Linked DNA regions of Homo sapiens: region 2 is linked to region 1. The links are chromatin loops, found by intact Hi-C in ENCODE. Cell type or tissue: testis. All regions are shown on one strand. Each heading gives the region's core, and the rest is flanking DNA. Links, peaks and the distances in the headings are about the cores only.

The links. Peaks named below come from ENCODE experiments on the same cell type or tissue, not always from the same donor. Only the 100,000 strongest peaks of a DNase experiment are listed, where the experiment ranks them.
Region 2: it touches region 1 in a loop (2.4-fold over the local background); 78 of 110 quality-filtered maps call a loop at or near these places.

What each region holds. Positions count from the first base shown.
Region 1 is chr4:42,514,280-42,525,296 of GRCh38, forward strand. It overlaps ATP8A1 (ATPase phospholipid transporting 8A1), which reads right to left. Exons shown (of 37, transcript NM_006095.2): 21 at 10,484-10,568; 22 at 7,881-8,020. Among named protein-coding and RNA genes, the nearest start is that of SHISA3, 120 kb to the left of the region's middle. In testis, for the core only: a CTCF peak has its summit at 5,766 (motif pointing left); a DNase peak (open chromatin) is centred at 5,742.
Region 2 is chr4:42,364,265-42,375,281 of GRCh38, forward strand. All of the region lies in intron 1 of LOC105374428 (a long non-coding RNA gene), which reads right to left. Among named protein-coding and RNA genes, the nearest start is that of SHISA3, 28 kb to the right of the region's middle. In testis, for the core only: a CTCF peak has its summit at 7,379 (motif pointing right); DNase peaks (open chromatin) are centred at 5,907 and 7,375; H3K4me3 peaks cover 1,091 bases.

The DNA.
Region 1 (11,017 bases), core at 3,450-8,449:
TGATTGGGTGTAGCTTGCAAAAACAACGCATCCATCTTATCTGAGTGAGAAGACAGCAATACCCAGGGTGGAAAATCTACCACGAAGCATTCATAAGAAGGAACCTATCCTACCAGAAAGGAGGAGCATGTGATTAGAGATCTAAGGAAATCTTAAGTACTTTAAATAAGAAGATTCTAACGGCCAGTTGAGGGAAAATCATGAAAAACATATTTCCATCTTGTTTTCAAGGAAAATGGAATACAGTACATAGAGTACATAGAGGCTGCCTCACTAAGTAGCTGAGTCTCAAACAGGCTGATGAGCCCCACTTCTCACCCTGAGTGATCTAGTGATTATGCAACTGCACAATTGATTTCATTTTATTTTTCAAGTCTCCAATATTTTATACACATTCTTGCTTTCTTCAAAAGCAAGTTGGCAACGTAACTTACAGATTATTAGCATGGGATCTGGAATTAAGACAGAACAGGGATTTGCATCCCTGCTCTGCCAACCACTGGATATGGGTCCCTGAGCAAGTAACTTAACTTACCTAAGAATCAACTTTCACAACAGCAAGATAAACCTAATAACGTAGATTTAATAAGGATGTTCTGCAGATGAAATTACACCAGTTATCTCACAAACATTTTTGAGTATACTAGGAAAAAATGTTGAATACGTACTTATGACACAGTTATATTTTTGTAAAACATTGTTAAAATTAATAAATTATTCACATTATAAAATGCAAAAACTAAAAAAGATGAAATAAAACAAATAGAAGTTCTAATATTTTCTTGCTTACCCCAATGGATCACGTTGTGTCTCACTTTAGAGGCCCTCCAACTAAATAATCAGGGTAAAGAGTGAAAATTGCGGAGCTTAGTAAATGCTCAGAAAGTGGCAGGTCTAATTAAATGAGCTAACTATAAATGTTCTTAAGCAAATAGAACAGGAAACTACTGGAATTTTAAACCACGAAATCACCCATACATCATGTAAATTTTCATTTCATTTTTAGCACAAATGAAAGTGATATGTGCAGCTACTAAGAATAGATGTGGTAGTTTTATCTGAAGAAGCATTCCATTCTAATACAGAAGTTACTGTGAACTTGGCAGTCATGAATGCTCAAGAAAAGTCCTGTTTTCCATTAAGTTTTATATTTCTCTAGGAATCCTCTAAACCATTTGTTGCCATATGTTGCAAAGGGCACTAAATTGTTGTTTAGTCACACTGAGTGTAATGGTTGATCTATATTACGCCACATCAAGGGACTCTTTAACCATCCCCCAAATGTCAACCACGTTTTGGGGAGGGGTAAAGGAAATAATGTAAAAAAGGATCACTACCTCACTGTCCTATCTTAGTGCCTTATCTCAGTGCCCAGGGCACTAAAGCCTCTCTGGAATGACATTGTTTTAGTTTACAAGTTCACTACCTATCTCCCACCACTGAAACAAAAGGCAGAAATTCTTCTATCCTCTCCCTGCTGAGCCCTAGAGCCTAGAACAGAACCTGCCACGCAGCGGTGCTCAGATATTTGTTGCTGAATCTTTCCAACCCATGATTTTCTCACATTTATATATCAAGTAACTTTGAAGACAGGTTTTATAAATGAACGAATCTAAACTTCTAAAGAATGCCTTCTGTAAAATTATTGGCTTCTTTTCTAACATACCCCTAAATTAATCCTTAGTGATAGCACATTTGATACCAGTGCCTTCAATGCATGGAAAGCATGAACTAGATTTGTTAATAGGGGGCAGGCTTTCATTAAGCAAGTACTTATTAAGCTCCAACTTCTGAATTAATTATTTAAATGAATAATTCATTTATTCATCAAATATTTATTGAGTGGTTAACATAGGCTAGTCAGTCAAGCGCTGGAGACACAGTGATAAATATGATAAACACAGTCCCTGCTTTCGTGAAACTTCAATCTAGTGGATGACATACATCAATCACAAACTACAAAATGCACATAAAACACAACATTGCTATCTGATCAAAAAAGGCTTGACAGCAGAGTTACAGTGTTCTGAGTTTACTCTTAAGCTCAGAAATGATCCTCTAACCCATAACCTATTTTAGAAAAACTTGAACAGATAAAAGCATTGGATAAGTTTCCATTAAAAAAAAAAGTTTCCCAATCCACGCATCATAATAAGAGAAAAATAAAAATCTTATCACCAGGGAAATACTGCTTTAATCAGTGATGAATCTAGGCAGGTATTATAGCTTACGCTGTTTTCTGTAATTCTCAAGATAAATGATTTACTTTCAGAAACACAGAAATTATTAGTAGGTAATCTATGCAGTACTAAAGACATAATTGTATTTTTCTATTGAAGCAAATAAATATTAAACATTTTCAAAAAATTATGTATTCCACGAAGGCACGCCTTCATATTTCAAACAATGGTTTAATTATAAAATAAGGAAGAAAGACCAGAGACTTCTATACTATTAATTTTCAAAGGAATCTAGTAGCATAGTATGAATATGAGACAAAACATAATTTATGTGTCTTAGAAATAAGTTAGAATAAAAGTAAACAAATTTTAACAAAGAATAGAAGCTCAGACCAAAAAGAAGTGATATCACCCTGGCTCCTGATATATTAAAGTGACAGATCAAAGGTGAGAAATTTCAGAGAAACCCCTGCCAATGAAACAAGGAACTTCATAATTATTCTGTTATTTACAATTCTTCTTGAGGAAATACAAAATTTTAATTTAAAAACCTGATTTAGGCCAGGCACGGTGGCTCAGGCCTGTAATCCCAGCACTTTGGGAGGCCAAGGGGGGGTGGATCACGAGGTCAGGAGATCGAGACCATCCTGGCCAACATGGTGAAACCCCGTCTCTACTAAAAATACAAAAATTTGGCTGGGTGTGGTGGCGGGCGCCTGTAGTCCCAGCTATTCAGGAGGCTGAGGGAGGAGAATCGCTTGAACCCAGGAGGCGGAGGTTGCACTGAGCCGACACTGCACTTTAGCCTGGCAACAGAGTGAGACTCCGTCTCAAAAAAAAAAAAAAAAAACAAATTCTGATTTAAAAAATATAGGCTGACACTATAAGTGGTTTCCCAATCTAAAATTATGAGTCCTAATATGTTGACTACCTTTCAAAAGAACGAGGGTGAGATAAAACAGGTCAAGTTTGTTGTCTAAAGAATGAGACCACTGTAAATTCTCTCAAGTGGTGACAAAAAGAGACTAAGAGGTGTTACTGTCCACAATGCCCAATGTGAACCTGCAATTCTTCGCAAAGTGAGTCAAGACAACTGAAATATCCCATATGATAATCCCATCTGCATTCTAACCATGTGAGCTTTCTTATTCCTGAACAAGTTAGGCCTTCCTACTAATCAATGTCACCTCTTGATTTATTTAGTAACAGCAAAAGAAAAAATAAACAAAATAGATGTGTCGGCAACTGATTCGTGAAACAACTCTCAGTGTTAAAATTTTTAGAAATGTCCTGAAAAGCTTACCATATGAATGCAAGTATTGGAGCTCAAACAGTACAGTTTTGGAACAGAGCTGATAATTATATTTTATAGATAGATTTAAAAGTCCTAAATCCTCTCATCTCGAGATGACTGTCAATAGGGATAACAATAGCCGGTGGGCTTTTTCACTTTCCATATCCTCCTTCCCATAGTGTTCCCCAAGAGTGAAGGCAGCACATTCTAGTGCTCAGTGTGCTGGGTAGTAACATACCTGAGTAACTAAGCATCACAACCAAAGGATAAATGCCTTGTTGTATATTTTTGGTCTATTTGGATATTTTTTTCAGCTTATGCTAGGAGTTACACTACCCAAAGGAATAAGGATTCAACTTAGTTTTAAAAACTGAATTACCAGTTTGAACAAACATTGGAGGAACAAGAGGCAGAGAGCAGCATTTAAAAGTATAACCTTAATCCTATTATAACATTTCCTCTTATTTTGTACTAAATTATTATTTTAGGAAAAACTTTACAAATCTTTTACATTTTGAATGTTGTGAATATAATACTACCATTAATGTGGCAATGACATATCAATTCAAATATGTTCAGAAACATCTTGCATACGGGCACAATGATGTACTGATCTTTTGAGGAATTTGTTTTCTAAAAGTCCACATACAAATGTAATACATGGTTTTCAAACTGTGCTTAGTGGATCCTCAGAGTCACAACAAGCCCTGCCTGGAGCACCCACGAGGGCAAGGTGGAGGCTGAGGGGAAAGCCAGTTTGGATCTCCTCTCTACTCTTACTCCAGCCAAAGCAGTCCTGCTTTCGTCAATTATATATATTATGATTCAGGCAATGTTTGCTTGGAAAATTCTGTTCTTAAAAAATAAAAGATGTGAAAACGACCCTCACAGTTTAAAGATTCACTGTCTGACATGCTAAGTCCAATAATGACATGCTAAGTCCAATATTATGGTCTACGTAAAAATAGATTCCAATCACATAAAAAATAGATTGCATAAACAGCATGTCTCAGTTAAAGCAGGTAAGGAAGAAGACAATGGATGAACCCTAGGACTGTATTTGCTCAATTTAAAGCCAGGGTAACATTCTGGAAGAATCTGTGGTCTGACACGCTGAAACTTGCCTCACTAGAGTGGTTTTAATGGCAGTAAATCACAACTTCTGAACCCTAATCCCAGCTGATTTTAACAAAGAATAGAATCTGAGATCAAGAAAGAAGTGATATAACCCTGGCTCTCTATATTAAAAATCCTACAGTCCTCCTATGATCACAGTTAATGGAAACACTTCAGAAAAACAGCTTGGTCACAAAGATCCCTGTGTTATTTATATATTTATTTATTTTTACCTTGAGACAGGGTCTCACTCTGTCACCCAGGCTGGAGTGCAGTGGTACTTTCACAGCTCACAGCAGCCTCAGTCTCCTGGGCTCAGGCAATTCTCCCTGCCTTAGGCCTCCTGAGTAGCTGGGACCACAGGTGCATGCTACCACATCCAGCTAATTTTTAAAAATTATTTACAGAGATGGAGTCTCCCCCTATGTTCCCCCAGGCTGGTCTCAAACTCCTGGGCTCAATGATCCTCCCACCTTGGTCTCCCAAAATACTGGGATTACAGGTGTGAGCCATCACATCTGTTCTATTTTGTCTATTCTTTTTCCCTACAATGATGTCTGCTCTCCTCCAACTGGTAAAATAATCCTTGGAGGCCCATTTCAAAAATTACCACCTCTCCAAAAGCTTCCTTCAGGTCAAATTTGTGGGCCACCTTTTTGGGTTCCTTAAGATTTCTTCATTTAGGGAATTTGCTCAGACCGTGGTACCCAGAGGGCCACAGTCTCATTTGCTTGTGCATGAGCATGTAAACATGAACTGCTTGATGAAAGTTATTTAAATAGATCACCAAATGAAGCTCCAGTTTCAGGAGTAGAGATGGACACAGAATCAGTCTTCATTTGGAGCAGGCTGGCTGAGTAAATGACCCAATCTCTTAATCTTTCCGGATCTTAGATTTTCAACAACAGAGAGCATGGCTTACTATGAAGTGAAGACAAATTAGTTATAAATTCCCGTTTTCATTTATTTTAGGTAAAAAACAGTCATAAGGGAGGTTTCTGTCATCTGTAAACTATATGTAGTTTACATGGATGCATATAGACACATATATAGATGCATGTGTATATGTGTATACACACACTCTCCCCACTTTTAATGGAGTGCCTCAGTCAACTTAAATTTTAATGTAGCTCATGATCGCCATCTGCTGGGAAAACGTTGAACATCTAGTTCAGTTAAAAGCTGGAGGTTGCAAGGCTTTTAATCAGTTATTAAAAGAACAAGAAACAAAACTGTTAAACCTAGAAAATCTAATCTATAAAAAACTCTAGGGCATCCAGAGAGTAAGGATATTAGGTACATTAAACATTCTACTCTAGAACTGAAGTTGTACTTCAAGTGGAAACAATTTAATATGTTTAGAATCCATTTTCAAATAGATTTTTTTATTCTGACATTACATATTAATTCTGTCTCATGAGGATTATAAGGCAAGGCAAGGCTGCCTTATATTCAGAGACAGGAAAAACATCATTTCCAAACTGGATTTTTTTTTTTTAATTCTTAAAAGAGTAACAGAAGCAAAGATTAAAAATCAATAGCACTAATGCTTTAAGATATGTGACTTTAGTTGGGCAGATTAAAAGAGATTGTGATTATGGCCTCAGATTATTTTATTTTACTACATAAATGCCCCAAAGACATAATCATATATAAATATGTTAGGAAATGGAGAGCGAGAAGGTGGAGGGAGTGGGGAGGGAAGAAGTGGGGAAGATAGGCAAGAGAGACATTGAAATAAGTCAACTGATAACAAGTCTCCTGGTGTGTGTATACCTATAACATTTAGGGTGGGAGTATCATGCTGGAAGACACCATACATGCTATCCCATGTCTTTTCATAAGTAAGCAGAATAAAAAGTTCAAATATAAGGAGGAGATATCTAGATATATCTACATATCTATCTCTATATATACAGGTATGATATATGTGAGCTTATATTTATATTTAGGTATCTTCCCCTTACAAAATACAAAGGCTATATGAGAAACAATCACCTTCCATAAAAAGTGATAATCTGTTGAGGAGACAGGACACCAATATCTCGAGTTGCATATGGTAACCTTGTGCAATAAAGAAAACCATCTGCAGCTAGAACATGGCATCCCCACATTACATAAAGGGAGGGGACGTGAGGAGCAGAGGGGGGAAATAGTCCAGGGAGGTACTGGTGGCACCAGCCACCTTTCAAGACAGAGGCACGACGAAGTACACAGTTCGATAGAGAGGAAAGAAGAACAAAGTATCAGCCTTTACTTACCTGGAGAAAAGATCAAGTAAACCGCAGCGGACAGGCTAGTTTGATTCTATGCAATACAAACATGAGTGCTATTGAAGAGTTATCTAATGGCAAGCTAGAGGTTAGAATGAAGTCACTTGAATGATTTAGAGCATGAATACTGGAGGAAGAGTGAGGATTCTGGCTCCCCCTATTAGAAGCTGTGTACTCTCAGCCAAATTACTTACCCTCTCTGTTACCTTGGATTCTTCATCTATAAGACAGGAATAATTAGCACCTCAAAGGGATGTTGTGAGGACTAGATTAATAGATGAAAGTGCTATGAACAGCACCTGGCACACGGCAAGAGCTACACAAAAATGTTTTCTTAATTAAGGAAGCAAGATTCTTGCTATTTATACAGCATCGATCATAATGTATCCATCACTTTCTGGCTTAATAGCCTTGGTTTCTTTATCTGTAAAATGAGGACATTTACAGCTGTGACAGAAATAATACAGGTATATGTTTGTCACAATGGTTTCTTTATCTGTAAAATGAGAACATTTACAGCTGCGACAGAAATAATACAGGTATATGTTTGTCACAATGACTGGACAAGTGTAAGCACTGGATTACTCTCATATATATTATCAGCTATGCAAGCTGTGTGATTACAGTACTATTTTATATTGCATTGCATATTATAGTTATTAACTCAAAGCACACATGTCATGTATGTAATGTGTGCGTGTGTGTAGGGGCATGTTCCATATCCTCAGAGATCCAGAAACTGAAATACATTGGCAAGGAGATTGCCAGACTGGCCAAACCTTGATCCAAAATTGTGAAAAGAGTGAAGATCTATACAAAGTAATGTCTAACCCCAAAGGCTTCTCAGCAATATTTTAATGCATATTAATACTTGTTAATGCTTAGATGATGAGAGGGTATTCAATAGTGAATGGTATGTCAAGATATTTTGATTTTTATTCCATTGGTTCCTTGAATAAAGATCAAAACTATCTGGAAACCAAACCCTCTGTATGATCAACAGAATCATCCACGTACCTTTTCAATCAACTCATAACTCTCTTCGAGTTTGAGTAGCCTGTTCTGCACAGATGTAGATGCTCGCTGATAGACTGCTCGCCACTCCTGAAAGTCGCTCTCTGAAATCTCAGCCACAGCAAAACATAAAGTTCTTAACCCTGAAAAAGATAGCATACATCACCCCAACACACCAAAGATTTTCTTCAGAAGTCTGAGGTTTCTGTTTTTATTTCACAAAGTCCCATTTTGAAAAAAGTGATTCCATACAAACAATATGATGAAGTCCAATTAAATTATGACAAAAACTTAGTATAAAATGTAGATTAATGTTCCCCTGGTCTTTAAAATTGGTACCCTGCTTCTAATTCCCAACCCTTTTAATCCATCTTCCATGCATAGTGTGGCGTTTCTAAAATCTGAATCTTATCAAGCAGTTCTTTGCTTCGAATCTTCCAATTTTTCCCCAGGACAAAATTTAAGCCCCAAAGCACGGCTTATACATGTTTCATCAGGTGCCTTCACTCTCATTCCCTGCCATTCACTTCCCACATAGGGGGGTCTTTGCACATGCTGGTAACTTTTTCTCCATTCTGCTTTTCCCAACGACTGCCCACTGTCTGCCTTGCAAGCAGTTTAAGACTCAGCTCTGAAAATCAGCTCTTTGATGCACCCTCCTCTCACCTAGATACCAAAGGCAGTAACACTCCTACAGCGTGAGTGACAATGTTTTACAGTTTTTCTTGTGTGTCTCCTCTATTAAAGCACTTGGAAAGCAGGGACCCAGAGTTCTTCAGTACCAAGCATAGTGGCTGACTTATTATAGAGGCCTCACAGATGTTTACAAAGGAAGAGAGACCCTGGTGGGGTCTACTGGGAAAGCCACCTTCCTCTTACTAGGATATATGACTGCATTTATTACTATTCTTTGTCATCATAAATCTGTAGTTTAAAAGTCTAAGTATAGTTGAGGGATAGTGGCAAAAAAGAACTGCCAGCAGATATACCCCGGGAAAACAATCAAAGCTGATATGTAAAGTGACCCACCCTGTGTCTGGTGCCTGCCAATTTCGTAACTCACATCTCTCTCAGCCAGAAAAGAGTAGATGCATTGGAAGAAAGGAGAGGCCAAAACACTTGTCAGCTACCCAAGGAAGCAGTTAGATATCTAGGTTCACAAGAAGACAACGCCCTCACTCCAGGTCATTTAACTCTTAGAATGACTAGGACCAGATGCTAGGCTTAGTGATCTCAAGACAAAATGTGTTTAAGGGAACACATCAGAAGTAAGAAGCAAGGAACATACAAAGTTCCCAGAGAACTCTACCTTCCAAGAAAGGGTGGTGTATTGCCAGATCACTGAGAGTGGAACTTAAATCCCTGAGGCCATCTTAGGACATGTTTTTCTCTCTTGGAAACTTGGCTGGAAAACTTACTGGAGGGTAGTCATGGGGAGAAGTGTCATCCAGCCCAGGGACAGAAAGAATAGGGTAGAGGTGGGGGCCAAACCATTAAAATCTATGAGTTGAGTATCTTTAACATCACATCTAGAGAGGAGAAAGATGCCCTCAGCTCTCCTCCAAAACAAAAAGAACCTGTGTTGTATGCTGGGTAGGTTGCACCTGCCAAGGACTGAGGCTGGGCTTTATGGAATCTGAATCCTATGAATATATATGTTTCCATGCTTTTACATTTTGAAGAACTGCACAGAGGTTTTTCAAAAGCCATCTTTTTTTTTGTTTTGGCTTTTGTTTTTGCCTAGTGTTTTAAAAAACATTCCTATCTTTTCTCTGCCTGAATTAACGGGAAAAAGTATTTGATTAGGTCAGTTTGGTGCCACTGGCAACAGTTCCAGCTGAAACAGATAGGAGTGAAAACTGAGACTGGAGATTTAGATTCAGCTATAACTACCATTGTTAAGTACGAGATAAGACTACAAATTCTTGTAGTAACTGACTCTCATGTTTAACAACCCTCGCTGCCTTTCATCTAACCTAGATCCTCTCTCTAGACTATGTACTGCTTTGCCTTGCACATAATATATTTCAGGAGGACAGAGAGACAGAGCAAAGCTTGTTTATCCTATTTTGGATTCTCAGGCCTCACACAGAGCCTGGCGTGTGGTAGGGGCTCTCTAAAAAAGTCTTGAGTTGTAATAAATTGAATAACAATTTTAATAGTTACGTAAGTTTTTAATAGAAAGTCCTGAGTTGAAACTAAATTTAATAGCTATTTTAACAGTTTAGGTTTATTTCTTCTTTCTTATTCAGATTAGAATATCTGTTTTTTTTTTTTGAGTCTTGCTTCTTTTCCTAATGAATTGCTCGAGATACAAAGTGAAGTATCTAAATGGTAAATATGATCCACTCTAAAAGTAAAACATTTATAGGCCCTACCATCTAAAACGTGGGGACAAAGTTGCTCAAAATTTTAATAAATATAGTTTTAGGAAAGTAAAATAAAAACACAGGCTGGGAACAGCATATAGTAAAATCTAAATTGCCAACAGCTGATATCTTACTTTAGGAATCTCTAAGTCTAATAATAATAAGGATCCTGCAAGGTATCAGAAGTATATGATTTCTTTGTATTTTAATCATGCTTTATTGCCAAATTACACTTACCTTCTGTAGCAAACTGCTCTAAATGTTTTAGGGTAATTTCTTTGTATTTTGACGTCTCTGCCAGTCGATCATAAATTACAGTGTCCTGGAAAACAAACAGAGGGTAAAATGATTTAATTAAGCATTCTGGGTTTAATAAAGTTGATGTTGGTAACAATAGCAGTAGGAAATCAGTGTAACAACCACCAATCTCTTTTGGCATTCGTTTTAAAGAACAAGATATTTTTGTCTAATAATACTATTTTGCTAGTGACATTAATAAGTCTCTAGTCTTGCATCTTCATCTTTCCTCTTTCTGAATAAAACTGTAGTTATTCCCATGTTCATATCTCATATTCTACCTCACTTACCTTCCACATGCTGCAAGATCTACCCTAACCCAGAAGGTTTTCCAGAACACCTTCATAGGTATTCATAGGTGCTGCAAGGAAGAACGGTCCAGAACTCAAGTAAGTTTGGCAAACACTGGACTGAGCAAAGCAACAGAGCTTGTCTTGCTGGAATAATCCTCGGGGACTTTAAAATGCCAGTGTG
Region 2 (11,017 bases), core at 3,876-8,875, 150 kb before region 1:
GCTAGCCTCCAGTTTTGACTTAGAACTAACTTGCTTTTTTACCCTGGGCTGTCACTTCTTTGGACCTCAGTTTCCTTGATGTAAAACAGGTGAGTCAGATGCAACTTTGTCAATAAGGCTGCCAGAACAGTTTGGGTGGGAAAATTCTTTGCTCTGAAGGACTTCAATATCATTAGCATATCTGGCCCTAAATGCCTGGTCAAGATGAAAACCCTCACCCACACTTCACAGAGAGAGCCACTGAAATAGAACATCTCTCAGATGCCTTTAAAACAGAATACTATTTAAAACAGAATACTATATTTATGAATAAGAGTCTCCCCAGTTTAGAAGTAATGCATGTCATGCCAGTTAAATAAATATTGAAAAACAGTTTTGAGTACCAACAAGAAAGAAAATAACCCAAGATAATTGCTGCCAGCATTTTGATATTATCCCTCCAGTCTCTCTCTCTTCTTTCTTTCTCTTTCCTCCTTCCTTCCTTTCTCTCTTTCTTTCTTTCCCCTTCCTTCCTCTCTTTTCTTTCTTTCTCTTTCTTTCTTTCTTTTTTCTTCCTTCCTTTCTCTTTCTTTCTCTTTTTCTTTCTTTTCTTTCTCCTCCTTCCTTCCTCTTTCTCTTTCTTTCTTTTTCTTTTTTCCTTCCTTCCTTCCTCTTTCTCTTTCCCTCCCTCTCTCTCTCTCTTTTTCCCCTTCCTTCCTTCCTTCCTCCCTCCCCTCCCCTCCACTTCCCTCTTCTCCCCTCCCTCTCCTCTTCTCCTTTCTTTTTCTTTCTTTCTTTTTTTTTTTTCTTTTTTTCTTTTTTTGAGACAGGATCTCGCTCTGTCACCCAGGCTGGAGTGCAATGGCAGGATCTTGGCTCACTACAGCTTTGACTTTCCGGACTCAAGCAATCTGCTTGCCTTGGCCTCCCAAGTGGCTAGGACTAAAGGTGTGTACCACCACGGCCAGTTAATTTTGTATTTTTTGTAGAGACGGTTTCGCCATGTTGCCCAGCCTGGTCTCGAATTTCTGGGTTCAAGCAATCCACCCACCTCGGCCTCCCAAAGTGCTGGGATTACAGGCGTGAGCCACTGTGCTGGACTTTCATGCATCTCTATACATTTTAAAATTCAAATTGGATCTCACCATACATTCCGTTTCATCATTTCCTTGTTATTCTAAATAATACACTATTGATATTCCTTCATATTATGAAATATTCTTCTATGAGTTGATTTTTAAATGAAATTTAGTATTTCACATGGGTCACTGATAAAAACACCGTGAGTCACACCACTCTGACCCCTGTAAATACAGTGTATCTTTTTCATCTCCTGGGTTTGGCACCACAATTTTGGCACAAGATTATATTATGCTTTTATTCTCCTTATTATTATCATTCCTTTTTGAGACAGAGTCTTGCCCAGGCTGGAGTGCAGTGGTGCAATCTTCGTTCACTGCAACCTCCACCTCCCAGGTTCAAGTGATTCTCACTCCTCAGCCTCCCAAGTAGCTGGGATTACAGGTGCACACACCATGCCTGGCTAATTTTTTTTGTATTTTTAGTAGAGACAGAGTTTCACCATGTTAGCCAGGCTGGTCTTGAACTCCTGACCACAGGTGATCCACCTGCCTCAGCCTCCCAAAGTGCTGAGATTACAGGCATGAGACACTGTGCCCGGCCTTATTTCCTTTTTTAAAATAAATGTGTAAGAATCATTGAGAGTAGGTGCTGGAAAAATAACTTGAATGAAAATTAAAAGTTGGAAGCTGATGAAAGTTATCTTTCTTTTAATTAAGGTTTTTAAATTAAAATTTTAAATCAACACATAAGTGTACATATTTATGTGGTACGTAGTGATGATGTGATACATATAATGTATAGTGATGAGATGAAAGTTATCTTTAAACACTTCCTATCTAAATGGATGCCCTTCCCCATCCTGTTCTCTGCTAAAAGTGAAGATATCAACCATAATGTAAGCAACACTGATGTAGCATTTTAATGTGCCATGAAAGCGTTTGACATACATTAATTCATTTAATCCTCACAGAAAGCATATTAGGTAGGTACTCTTAGAATGAAACTGAGGCACAGAGAGACCAAGTAACTTGCCCAAGTCCACACAGCTAATAAGTGGCAAAGCTGGGATTTCAGTTAGGGTAGCATCACTCCTGAAGTCTGTATTCTTAGCCCTTCTACCATGTTGACTCTTTTTTTTTTTTTTTTTTGAGATGGAGTCTGGCTCTGTCACCCAGGCTGGAGTACAGTGGTGCGATCTCAGCTCACTGCAACCTCCGCCTCCTGGGTTCAAGCAATTCTTCTGCCTCAGCCTCCCAAGTAGCTGGGACTACAGGCAAGTGCCACCATACCCAGCTAATTTTTTTCATTGTTTTTAGTAGAGACATGGTATACCATGTCTGCCAGGATGGTCTCGATCTCCCGACCTTGTGATCTGCCCGCCTCGGCCTCCCAAAGTCATGCTGACTCTTAAAAGGCCAAAAAGGAGAAGTGGGTATGGTGGTAGTGGGAGTCTCCATTTCTGAGGGGTCTAGGAGTGGGGTCAACCTGTGTTGCATGGGTGACGGGTAATCATTTGGTGCCCCTTCTAAGGAAAGCACCTACTCTTTAGGTGCTTCTCCTGCATTGATTTAGCTGTGTTAGATGAGATCAGCAAAGAATGTCCTGTTATTTCTACTCTAGAGCACTATCTGTTTCTGAGGGAAGAGGATACATTACATATTGCTAGTTAGATCTGAAGTCCTGTTTGCAGACCTGAGTTATTTAGCACCTGATTTCTGACTTTTCTTTGCTGATATGTGAGCACCCTTTAAAGACTGGCACCCCAGGCATTGTGTAGCTGCCTGGCACTTTGTCTAGCTCTGACTAGAAGCTGGAGGCAGGCAGTGTCCCTTGGCTGCCTCTGGCATCTAGGGGAAGGAATGGGCGTTCCTGCTTCCCTTTCTCATCAGCTGTTAACTGATATGAAGAGTGACATTCTCCAAACCAGAGGAATGATCAGACCAAGTGTTATTTAAATGCTGACAAAATGATTCAAAATACTCATTAAAAAATGTTATTCATGTCATTATTATATATATTATTTAAATATCACTCATGAATAATTATTTGTTCAATAATTACTTAGAGAGTCCATGTGCCAGGCATGGTTCTGTGTGCTGGAGACACCACATTTTGTAAACAGATGAACTAAAGAAACTTGCCAAGTTCTGCCCTCATGGAGTTTACATCCTGAAGGGGAAGCCAGACAAAATCAAACATACATAGGCTAGACTCTCAGGCAGTGATCGCTGCTAGGAAGAAAAAGCAGCGGCAAGAAGACTGAGTGGATTGGGGTGGGGACAGAAGAGGGAAGCTGTGGGGATAGTGAGAGCTTGGTGTCATCAAGAAAGCCAGTGTGGGCCAGGTGTGGTGGCTCACGCCTGTAATTCCAACACTTTGGGAGGCCGAGGTGGGAGGATCATGAGGTCAAGAGATAGAGACCATCCTGGCCAACATGGCGAAACCCCATCTCTACTAAAAATACAAAAATTAGCTGGGCGTCGTGGCGTGTGCCTGTAGTCCCAGTTACTCCAGAGGCTGAGGCAGGAGAATCGCTTGAACCCAGGAGGCGGAGGTTGCAGTGAGCCAAGATCACGCCACTGCACTCCAGCCTGGGATAGAGCGAGACTCTGTCTCAAAAAAAAAAAAAAAAAAAAAAAAAAGAAAAAAGAAAAAGAAAGCCAGTGCAACTAATAAGGAACAGGTAAGGTGTAGAGTGATCAGAGGTGATGATGCTGGACACAAGACAGGGGCCAGGTCACGCGGGGCCTGAATGTGTTATTCAAGGCAGGACAGGAAGACAGTGATGGATTTTTTTTTTTTTCCTTGAGAAGAGGGTGAGGAGTCTTGGAGGATCGTCGGGGGTGCGAGATGTCTCATTATGTTGCCCAGCTGGTCTCTAACTCCTAGGCTGAAGCGATCCTCCCACCTCAGCCTCCCGAGTAACTGGGATTACAGGCGTAAGCCACTGCACTGGGCTCTCAGTGACAAGGATTTTGAATCAGCAAGAGATATATTCTTGAATTTTCATTGTCAACACCCATTATGGAGCCATGTGGAAGACAGACCCTAGGACGGGAGCAAGACAGGCTGGGAGGCTGGTTAGGAGCTGCTGCAGAAAGATGATGGGGGCTTGACCAGGCGGCAATGTAAGGGGTGAAAAATGGTCAGATTTAGAATGTAATTTTGAAAGTGGAGTTGATGGATTGGTTGTGGGGTGGGAGAGAAAGAAAGCAAAGAAGACTTCTGCTTTTCCCCCTTCAAGGGTAGGCACAGGAGGCAGTAAAATGTCAAAACAAAAGAAAATATTAAATTTGCCTTATTAGATATCTAAGTAAGATGTCTCATTGAATAAATGAGTCAGGGGAGAGCTCCATGCTGAAAGTCTAATTGGGGTTTACCAGCATATATATGTTATTTAAATCCATGGAAATAAACAGTCATTTGGAGCTGCGCCGTCCAACACAGTAGCTACCAGTAGCTACATTTCCTATGAAAATGTACCATCTGAATTGAGATGTACTGTAAATGTAAAATATATCCTAGCTTACAAAGACTTGGCATAAAAAATGTAAAATATCAGCCGGGCACGGTGACTCACACCTGTAATCCCAGCACTTTGGGAGGCCAAGGCGGGCGGATCACTAGGTCAGGAGTTCGAGACCAGCCTGGCCAACATGGTGACCCCCGTCTCTAAATATACAAAAAATTTGCCAGGCGTGGTGGCATTCGCCTATAATCCTAGCTACTTGGGAGGCTGAGGCAGGAGAATTGCTTGAACCCTAGAGGCGGAAGTTACAGTGAGCCGAGATCGCGACACTGCACTCCAGCCTGGGCGACAGGGCGAGACTCCTTCTCAAAAAACAAACTAACACAGTAAAATATCTCATTAATAGTTTTTAATATTGATTAAAATGTTGAAAAGATAGTACTTTTGATAACCTTGGTTAATAAATATATTATTAAAATTAGGCCAGACGCGATGGCTCACGCCTATAATCCCAGCACTTTGAGAGGCCAAGTTGGGTGGATCACTTGAGTTCAGGAGTTTGAAACCAGCCTGGGCAACATGGCAAAACCCTGTCTGTACAGAAAACACAAAAATTACCTGTGCATGGTGGCACGTGCCTGTAGTCCCAGCTATTAGGGAAGCTGAGGCAGGAGGATTGCTTGAGCCTGGGAAGCAGAGGTTGCAGTCAGTCAAGACCATGCTGAGAGCTGACAACGTGCTAGCAGCCCTGGCTCACTCTTGGCGCTTCCTCGGCCTCGTCTCCGCTCTGGCCGTGCTGGAGGAGCCGGCCAGAGCCGGCTCCCTCTGCTTGCGGGGAGGTATGGAGGGAGAGATGCCAGTTGGAGCCGGGGCTGCGCGGGAAACTCGCGGCCTGCCCGATTCCGGGTGGGCCCGGGATTGGCGGGCCCCGCACTCGTCCCAGCCGGCTGGCGCCTGCTGGGCTTGATCAGGGGACGAGCTCTCTCTGGGCTGCCGCAAAGTTGGGGTTAGGTGCCGCAAAGTCCCGGCTGCGAGTGCCATTGAGAGGTGAAGCTGGCTGGGCTTCTGGGATGGGTGGGCACTTGGAGAACTTTTCTGTCTAGCTAAAGGTTTGTAAATGCACCAATAAGCTCTCTGTGTCTAGCTAAAGGATTGTAAATGCACCAGTCAGCACTCTGTGTCTAGCTAAAGGTTTGTAAATGCACCAATCAGCGCTCTGTGTATAGCTAATCTGGTAGGGGACTTGGGAGAACTTTTGTGTCTAGCTAAAGGATTGTAAATGCACCAATCAGCACTCTGTCAAAATGGACCAATTAGCTCTCTGTAAAATGGACCAATCAGTAGGATGTGGGTGGGGCCAGATAAGGGAATAAAAGCAGGCCACCTGAGCCAGTAGTGGCAACCTGCTGGGTTGCCGTTCCCCACTGTGGAAGCTTTGTTCTTTTGGTCTTTGCACTAAGTCTTGCTGCTGCTCACTTTTTGGGTCTGCGCTGCGTTTAGGAGTTGTAACACTCACCAAGAAAGTCTGCAGCTTCACTCCTGCGGCTAGCGAGACCACGAACCCACTGGAAGGAACAAATAACTCCAGATGCGTCGCCTTTAAGAGCTGTAACACTCACCGTGAAGGTCCGAGGCTTCATTCTTGAAGTCAGCGAGACCAAGAACCCACAAATTCCGGATACAATGCCATTGCACTCCACCCTGAGCTATGGGAGTAAAACCTGAGCAATGGGAGCAAAACCATATCTCAAATAATAATAATACACTAATTAAATTAATCTCACTTGTTCTTTTTTTTTTAAATGTGGCTAGTAGAAAACTAAAAATTACATATGTGGCTCACGTTGCATTTCTACTGGGTAGCGCCTGGCTTTAGACAAAAAGTGAGTATAGTAAAAAAAGAAACTTTTTGAGGATTCAACGGATGGGGCATTCCATGATGTAGCACTTGTGAAGAGGGGGACCTAGGTGTAAAAAGGACTCTAAAGGAAGCAGCCTCAGAGGGAAAACACCGGGGAGGATGTTGTGTTCTGGAAACCAAGTGAAAAAAGAGGGAGCCAGCAGTTCAGAGACTGCTGTAAGGTGATGTACAATGTGGACTGGAAACTGACCGTTGGATTTAGCAATGTGGAAGTTGTTGGTGTCCTTGTTGGTTTCAGTGTGTATGTATGTGGGAGGGCGGGGTGGGAATAGGAATGGCATGAAAAACTCATCAGAGTTGACTAAAAAGGGAATTTAGGTAGGGATTAGAGCATCAGTTATAGAAATTTGGCCCTCCAGAGGAGCAGAATAATGGAGGTGCCAAGGAATAGGGGTTCAAGGGAAATATTGTTTGTTTAAGGGAAACATATATTTTAAAGTAGCTACTTTTTATTCTCTATTAAGATTTTGACCTAAGTAAATCATCTTGCAAATATCTATTAGCTCACAGGCATCTTCTATTTTATTTTATCAGAAATAAGAAATGCTAAGAATTTTAAAGGAGTACCCGTATTTGGTTTGGCCCACAAAATCATTGTGAACAAAGTGGTCTAGGATTACAAAAATCTGTTTTTAGGGTTACTAACATTACTACCACAATGGATTGCACACAGTTCCCTAAAACATAGAACTGTGACATTATCTGTGTTGCAGGGCAAGTGTGTGAAATTCCTGAACTTTGGAATAGAACATAAATGCCAGACTTCTTGTATTACATTTTGATGAATCATCATATCTTATTAATCTTAACAGTACTTAGTGTAGCTCATGGCACATAAAAAGTGCTTAATATAATTGAATGAATGAAGACAATCTCAGCATCTGAAATACCAAAGAGCCTAGCAGTACCCAAGAATTCACCAACAGATGGCACCATGCTGTTTCCCATAAGAGCTTATATAGAAACAATGTTAATATGACATTCAGTTCCAATTTCAAGTGCTGGTTAGGGGTAGAAATGGAATCCTCAAGAATATATTTTACTACTTTAAATTTTATAGCTGAATTATTAAAGCATGTTCATATGTTTTTTTTTTCTTATAAATAGCTAAATTATCTAAGGCCCTTTCCTTAGGTCAGAGCTTGAAAAGAAAATGAGATTGATTTGTAGATCAGATAAAGAAAATACCCACAGGTTATTATTATTAAAATATTTGTGAATACTAAGAAGTCGAGTTGCACAATCCATTCTCCCTGAGAGATTAAACTCCTTCAATGGCAGTAAAAACAAGGATGTTTTGCATACATCAGAGCACGGGCATGATGCTTTAGAGAGCAAATGTTGCATTTTGCAGTTCCAGTGTAGACTGGAGGTGACAAGGACCAACCTAAACACTCAGTGTGCTAGACAAACCAATATGGTCTTCACATACCATGTGTAAAATATTCCCTGGAGGGCCACATGTAAATAGAGCTCCCACTGTGACCCTCATTACCTTTTCTGTAGAAGTAATTATGACTTTCATAATTTTCTATGCCCTTTATTTAACCTGCAGGTCTGAGAAGTGGATGGATGTGTTTTAAGACAACAGTGTGGTGAAAAGGCCACAGCTTGGCAGCTCCTATAGCATGGAGAGTCACACACAGGATAGACAGGGCAACAGCCGTGGCATGAGCAACCTTACAGTATTAATCATTTACTTAACCATTTGAGAAGAGTGCCTGCTGCCACTTTATCTATCTAATCTATCTATCTATCTATCTATCTATCTATCTATCTATCTATCTATCATCTATCTATCTATCTATCATCTTTTTTTTTTTTGTTTTTTGAGATGGAGTCTCACTCTATCGCCCAGTCTGGAGTGCAATGGCGCGATCTCAGCTCACTGCAACTTCCACCTGTTGGGTTCAAGCAGTTCTCCTGCCTCAGCCTCCTGAGTAGCTGGGACAACCGGCACGCACCACCATGCCTGGCTAATTTTTTGTATTTTTTAGTAAAGAAGGGGTTTCACCGTGTTAGCCAAGATGGTCTCTATTTCCTGACCTCGTGATCCACCCGCCTCAGCCTCCCAAAGTGCTGGGATTACAGGCGTGAGCCACCACGCGTGGCCCTATCTATGTTATCTATGTACCTATGTATCTATCTAATCTATTTAGTCTCATCATGAAGTCTCTATCTCAGATGCAGATACAATCTGCAGATAAATGCAACTGGCCAAAGCTAAGAAAGTAGGTGCTTTTGAATTGGCTGGCCCTGCCACAATGGAGCAAGACAGGAGATACCCAGAGTTCCTGGTCCCTCCTTGCTCTCTCTTCCTTTGTGAGCCTGGTGACTGAGGTTTCAGGAAAACTCAAGCAGGGCCAGTCTGGGCCCCCATGGAGGGTTAGTAAGGTCTACTTAGGTACTGGTATTGTGTCCGGGATTGGTTCCTTCTGGTGAGTTCTTGGTCTCGCTGACTTCAAGAATGAAGCCGCAGACCCTCGCGGTGAATGCTACGGTTCTTAAAGATGGTGTGTCAGGAGTTTGTTTCTTCAGATGTGTCGGGAGTTTCTTCCTCTAGTGGGTTTGTGGTCTTGCTGACTTCAGGAATGAGGCTGCATACCTTCACAGTGTGTTACAGCTCTTAAAGATGGGTGTGTCTGGGCCGGGCAAGGTGGCTCACACCTGTAATCCCAGCACTTTGGGAGGCCGAGGCGGGCAGATCATGAGGTCAGGAGATCGAGACCATCCTGGCTAACACAAACCCCGTCTCTACTAAAAATACAAAAATTAGCCAGGCGTGGTGGCGGGCGCCTGTAGTCCCAGCTACTCGGGAGGCTGAGGCAGGAGAATTGCGTGAACCTGGGAGGCGGAGCTTGCGGTGAGTAGAGATCATGCCACTGCACTCCAGCCTGGGTGACAAAGCAAGACTCCCTCTCAAAAAAAAAAAAAAAAAAAAGATGGTGTGTCTGGAGTTTGTTCCTTCAGATGTTCAGATGTGTCCAGAGTTTCTTCCTTCCAGTGGGTTCGTGGTCTTGCTGACTTCAGGAATGACAGACCCTCCCTGTGAGTGTTAAAACTCGTAAAGGTAGTGTGGACCCAAAGAGTGAGCAGCAGCAAGATTTATTATGAAAAGCAAAAGAACAAATACCTTCCACAGCGTGGAAGGCGACCCGAGTGGGTCACTGGCTGCTGACTGGGGTGGCCAGCTTTTATTCCCTTATCTGGCCCCACCCACATCCTGCTGATTGGCCCATTTTACAGAGTGCTGATTGGTCCATTTTTACAGAGTGCTGATTGGTGCATCTACAAACCTTTAGCTAGACACAGAGCCCTGATTGGTGTGTTTACAATCCTTTAGCTAAACAGAAAAGTTCTCCAAGTCCCCACCTGACCCAGAAGCCCAGCTGGCTTCATCTCTCAGTATGTGTGATATAGCACATACTTTGCCAGTAGGGTTATCAGTGAATTTCTTGAGACTAACACCACTCTGAACTTTCAAATGTATGCCCATAAATGACTAAACATTTAAATGATGGCTTAGATATTCTCTCCATGTTCTCTTCTACCTGAGTACACTCCTCAATTGCCTTTGTGGGCTTTGCCTATCTTTCTTTTATTGGGGGCCCACCCAGGGATTGGTCACCAGTCTACTCTAATTCACCCATTGACTAAGTTGCTATGAAGATTCTAGCCTTCTTTCCTGAGCTACCACCTCCTCTCTCTAGCACCTGAACCTCTCTTCCTAAGTGTTCCATTAGTATTTCAAATGCAGTATACATGAGGGAAAAACACCTCATCATTCACTTCCCGCACCTACTGCTTTTTTGAATTGACCTTTCTTGTGTACGCACTGTATTTGAAAGGTTTCCAGTATCATATTTTTACTTTAAAAAAGACCATAACTTAGGTAAGTTAAGATGCATAATTATAAAACAGATACTCATGAAGACTTCCCTCAACTTTGGAATGAACACATTAACCAATATGATTGCATCTGTGTAGAGCTTCACTCCCTCAACCTTTTGACTCCTTCTCATAGCATATTAGTTTCCTATTGCCTCTGTAACAAATTCCCACAAATTTAATGGCTTAAAACTGCAGAAATTTATTATCTTGCAGTACTGGAGAGCAGAAGTGTAAAGTGGGTCAGCAGGGCTGCATTCCTTCTGGGGGCTCTGGAGTTTATATGTGGGGGAGAAGCCATTTCCTTGCCTTTTCTAGCTTTCCAGGCTGAAGCATTCCTTGGCTCATTGCCCCTTCCGCCATCTTCAAAGCCAGCATCACATCTTCAAATCGCTCTTTCTCTATCTCTGACCTTTGCTTCTGAAACAAGCCCAGTTTTCCCATAGAACTGATGTTTATGGTTTCTTTTGAATAAACATAGAAATTGACCCTCCCAGTCTTAAAACTTGCGAAAGTTACATTTTTCTCACCTGCGTTGCTTTCTCAGGAAACCAAGCATCAGGCCTCCCAGATAATATCAGGGAGCTGAAATTGACCAAATCACTGCATCTGGACAATGAAACGCCAGACCCCCCACCTGTGATGGTTGCCTGACCAACCACCTGCTGCCTGTTGAC